Regions from separate parts of the Homo sapiens genome. Here region 2 is linked to region 1. A link is a loop called in an ENCODE intact Hi-C map of the cell type or tissue named here. Cell type or tissue: natural killer cell. All regions are shown on one strand.

Region 1 (2,500 bases):
CTCAAGCCATCCACTTGTTTCGGCCTCTCAAAGTGCTGGGATTACAGGCATGAGCCACCATGCCCAGCCCCTGTACATTTTTAAATACATAATGCTTTTGCACACTTACAGTACAATGTAAACATAACTTTTATATACACTGGGAAACAAATTGTGTGACCTGCTTTATTGACATGGTCTGGAACTGAACCCATATATATCTGAGGTATGTCTATATGTGAAATGTGCACATAATGTTTTCTTGTGCTAAGTTCCCCAGCTTTTGAATTTTTATTTTTTTTTTAGATGGAATCTCCATCACCTGGGCTGGAGTGCAATGGCGCGATCTTGGCTCGCTGCAACCTCTGCCTCCTGGGTTCCAGTGATTCTCCAGCCTCAGCCTCCCGAGTAGCTGAGATTACAGGCACCTGCCACCAAGCCTAGCTAATTTTTTTTGTATTTTTAGTAGAGACGGGGTTTCACCATGTTGGCCAGGCTGATCTTGAACTCCTGACCTCAGGTGATTTCACCTGCCTCAGCTTCCCAAAGTGCTGGGATTACAGGCGTGAGCCACCGTGCCCAGCCAGGTTTCGAAAAATTTAAAGCACTTTTTATATTTTATACCTGTAATGGATTCAGTCCTGTGGGCATGGGCAATTCTTTGTGTGCCAGACATTTAATATCTCTGTCCTCTTCACCCTACAGCCAGTTAACCTCCCTGGCCAGTGTGACAGTCATTAAAAAAAAAAAAAATTGGCTGGGCGCACTGGCTCATGCCTGTAATCTCAGCACTTGGGCTGAGAGGCAGAGGTGGGAGGATTGCTTGAGCTCAGGAGTCAGTCTGGGCAACATAGCAAGACCTTGTCTCTACTAAAAATAAAAAATTAGCCGGGTGTGGTAGCACGTGCCTGTTGTCCCAGCTACTCTGGAGGCTGAGGTGAGAGGATCGCTTGAGTCTGAGAAATTGAGGTTGCAGTGAGCCGTGATTGCATCACTGCGCTCCAGCCTGGGGGACAGGAGTCTAAAAAAAAAAAAAAAGAAAAAAAAATGCCCAGCTACCCACTAGGAGGCAGTACTGCACCATCGAGAATGGGCCAGACTTTTTGCCTGAGGTTGCACATCTCTTCAGGGAATTGAGTCTGCACTGACTTTTCCACCATGACAATAATAACACATTAACAAAGATAATCATAACAGTAATTACTGATCCTTGAGCTTTATGTATCAGCATTTTGCTAAACATTTTACATATACATACTACCTACTCACTTAAACCTAACCACTTGAGGGAGGCTCTGTTACCCTATTTTGAAACCAAGGCTTAGATCCAAGACCCATGTTAAGTGCTTTGTGAGGAAGGGGTTTTACTGAAGTGCTGAAAGAATGGGATTTGGATAGGAAGTTGGATATATGAAGAGCCAAGTGCATAAAAACAAAGGCAGGAAACTAAAAGGTTCCATGTTGACAGGTTTAAAACCCTATGAATTTGTTCAGAGCTTTAGAATGGTAGGTAGACTAGTAGAATGTCAGAGCTACAGGGACCTTAGAGATTATCAGGGATGGTGATTTCCTTTTTCTTTTTCTTTTTTTTTTTTTTTTTTTGAGACTGAGTCTCACTTTATTTCCCAGGCTGAAGTAGAGTGATGTGATCTCGGCTCACTGCAACCTCCGCCTCCCGGGTTCAAGCAATTCTCGTGCCTCAGCCTCCTGAATAACTGGGATTATGGGCGCCTGCCACCACGCCTGGCTAATTTTTATTTTTTATTTATTTATTTTTTTTGAGACGGAGTCTTGCTCTGTCGCCCAGGTTGGAGTGCAGTGGCGCGATCTCAGCTCACTGCAAGCTCTGTCTCCCGGGTTCACGCCATTCTCCTGCTTCAGCCTCCTGAGTAGCTGGGACTACAGGCATCCGCCACCACGCCCGGCTAATTTTTTGTATTTTTAGTAGAGATGGGGTTTCACCGTGTTAGCCAGGATGGTCTCGATCTCCTTGACCTTATGATCTGCCTGCCTTGGCCTCCCAAAGTGCTGGAATTACAAGCGTGAGCCACTGCGCCCGGCCAATTTTTGCTTTTTTAGTACAGACAGGGTTTCACCATGTTGGCCAGGCTGGTCGGGAACTCCTGACCTCAGGTGATCTGCCTGTCTCGGCCTCCTAAAGTGTTGGGATTACAGGCGTGAGCCACCATGCCCAGCCAGGGATGGTGATTTTCAAACTTTAAACATAGTTAAAGTTTTTGGAATGAAATCTTATGTAGAATACAGAAAACAGCTAAAAATGGTATAGCTATAAAAAGTATAGGTTCTAATAATATTGGCTCATAAAGACAAGAGAAATCCAATTTCCTTCTGTTATTTTGGTTGAATAGAGAAGTGCAAATGGTAACATTTTTTAACACTTTATTTTGCAATCCCCGAGGTGACAGGATAGGAAGGTCCATCCCATAAACAACCTAGAAGCACAGACGTCAGAAGAACATCACCCCAACATGTTTATAGGCATTTGGTTGAATAGGTTTTA
Region 2 (2,500 bases), 170 kb after region 1:
GACCACCACAATCCTTTTAAGCTGAGCAGTAGGTGCCACATGGGGAACACTGAAATAGCCATCTCTTGTGGGGAGCAGTGGCACTCAGGGGACAGTGAGAAAGCCAGGATCCCCCCAGCCTTCCCAGCCCTGGCCAGGGTTTGGTTGTCATCATCATGATCTCGCACGAATCTGGAAGTCGCCTGAGTGACATTCTTACCTGAAGAAACACAGGCAAGCCACCCAGGACCTGTTCAGCCTGCACTGGTTGACTATAAAATGCATACACTTGAAACAACCAAACAGAGGCCACAAAATCCAGAGGCAACAGCTCTTAGTTTTGCTTCCTAGGAACCCCTCAGGCCCTGTGAGATCAGGAATGGGGGAGAAATATTAGAAAAAATGAAAGAACTTGACAGGCCATAAGTTCCAGGGACATTCAGTGCTCCACTGGGAGGGCTGCTGTCTCAGCCTAGCACCCGATGGCGAAAAATGGCACAAAGGGACAGGTACAGTGGCTCATGCCTGTAATCCCAGCACTCTGGGGGGCCGAGGTGGTGGATCACCTGAGCTCAGGAGTTTGAGACCAGCCTGACCAACATGCCAAAACCCCGTCTCTACTAAAAATACAAAAATTAGCCGGGCATGCCTGTAATCCCAGCTACTTGGGAAGCTGAGGCAGGAGAATCGCTAGAACCTGGGAGGTGGAGGTTGCAGTGAGCCGAGATTGCGCCACTACACTCCAGCCTGGGCAACAAGAGCGAGACTCTGTCTCAAATAATAAAACAAAAACCAAAACACACACACACACACACACACACACACACACACACACACACACACACACACAAAACGGCACAAAGGAGCCAAGGGCCACCTGGTTGGAATCCTAGCTCTGCCACCTCCCGGCTGAGCAGCTCCTAGTGGGTAACTTAACCTCTCTGAGGCTGGGTAATGTAGAAGAATAGCGCCCCCTTGTGAGCCTGTGGAGAAGGCGAAAGGAGATGGCCTGTGTCACATCCTGGTCCACAGTGCCTCACACAGAGCAGGAGGTAACACTTGCAGAGTGCCACCTCATACTAGGGTGAACCATATGAAATTGCCAATAATCAGCTGTTGTTTGCCTATGAAAATGGCAATATAATATGGTTCTACCCACACAGGCACACAGAGGGGAACAACACACACTGGGGCCTATCAGAGGGTGGAGGGTGGGAGGAAGGAGAGGATCAGGAAAAATAACTAATGGGTGCTAGGCTTAATACCTGGGGGTGAAATAATCTGCACAACAAACCCCCATAACACAAGTTAACCTACATAACAAACCTGTACATATACCCCTGAACTTGCAGTAAAAGTAAAAAAAAAAAAAAAAAAAAAGGTTCTACCTAGTACGTGCTATAGTAGGTAGATATAATGTTATATGTATTAATTCATTGAATCCTTTCGACAACCCTATGAGGAAGGCACTGTTATTATTCCTTTTTTGTTTTTCAGACAGGTTCTCTCTCTCTCTCTCTGTCACCCACGCTGGAGTGCTGTGGTGCGATCTCCGCTCACTACAGCCTCAACCTCCTGGGCTCAAGCAATCCCCCTGCCTTAGGCTCCTGAGAAGCTGGGACCACAGGTGTGTGCCACCATGCCCCATGCCCAGCTAGATTTTTAAATTTTTTTTGCAGAGACAGGGTCTTGCTATGTTGCCCAGGCTGGTGTTGAACTCCTGAGGTCAAGCGATCTGCCCACTTCAGCCTCCCAAAGTGTTGGAATTACAGATGTGAGCCACTGCACCTGGCTATTATTCCCATTTTAAAGATGAGGAAACCAAAGCACAGAGAGGTTAACACCCTTGCTTAAAGTCACACAGCTAGCAAGAGGCGCTAAGATGGGAACAAGACAGTCTGGCTCCAAAGATTAATAACTGAGATTCCAAATGATGACCTCAAGTCATCAAGATAAGTTTAATTACATTCCAACCTCAGTTTGAGAAGTCAGAGAAGTGTGAAATCCATTTTAGAAAGGCCTCTGTGCAAACCAGTTAAAATTAAAAACAAAAAAAGGATTGGCTCTGAAACTCAGCTAACTGGAAAAATCCGCCAGTGTGCAACACTTTCTCCCTCTAACCCTGATGGCAGATAAGTGAGGCATTGCTGGGGGGTTGGCAGCTGATTTTGTTCCTTAGCCTTATCTGCCCTCCCTAATACAATCTAGACCCAGAAACATTTGCCAAAAGTCCACTGTGATCATCTGCATTGTTGCACCATTGTAGACTCCGTGGGGGATAAAACAGGCCTTCAGAGAAATTTCTAGACTGAAACGAAGGCAAGCTTCCTCCCTAATGGGTACCCATGCCACAGGGAAGTCCTTGAGACAAAGAGTGTGTAACTAACCGCCTGGGGGCTGTGCCTTGGAAGGTCACTCTGCCTTTCGTCAACAGTCATAGGAACAAGTGGGAGCTTGTGAATGGTTCAACCCCTTGATATATGTGTGAACCCAAGAAGAGGCTGGAGAAAGTGGCAATAAG

The links. Peaks named below come from ENCODE experiments on the same cell type or tissue, not always from the same donor. Only the 100,000 strongest peaks of a DNase experiment are listed, where the experiment ranks them.
Region 2: it touches region 1 in a loop (3-fold over the local background); 2 of 110 quality-filtered maps call a loop at or near these places.

Annotation. Positions count from the first base shown.
Region 1 is chr6:36,614,290-36,616,789 of GRCh38, forward strand. No RefSeq gene overlaps it. Among named protein-coding and RNA genes, the nearest start is that of MIR3925, 7.0 kb to the right of the region's middle. RefSeq lists an enhancer at 776-825. In natural killer cell, CTCF peaks have their summits at 1,067 (motif pointing right) and 1,268; a DNase peak (open chromatin) is centred at 1,042; H3K27ac peaks cover 432 bases.
Region 2 is chr6:36,782,041-36,784,540 of GRCh38, forward strand. All of the region lies in intron 8 of CPNE5 (copine 5), which reads right to left. Among named protein-coding and RNA genes, the nearest start is that of CPNE5, 56 kb to the right of the region's middle. In natural killer cell, a CTCF peak has its summit at 972 (motif pointing left); a DNase peak (open chromatin) is centred at 951.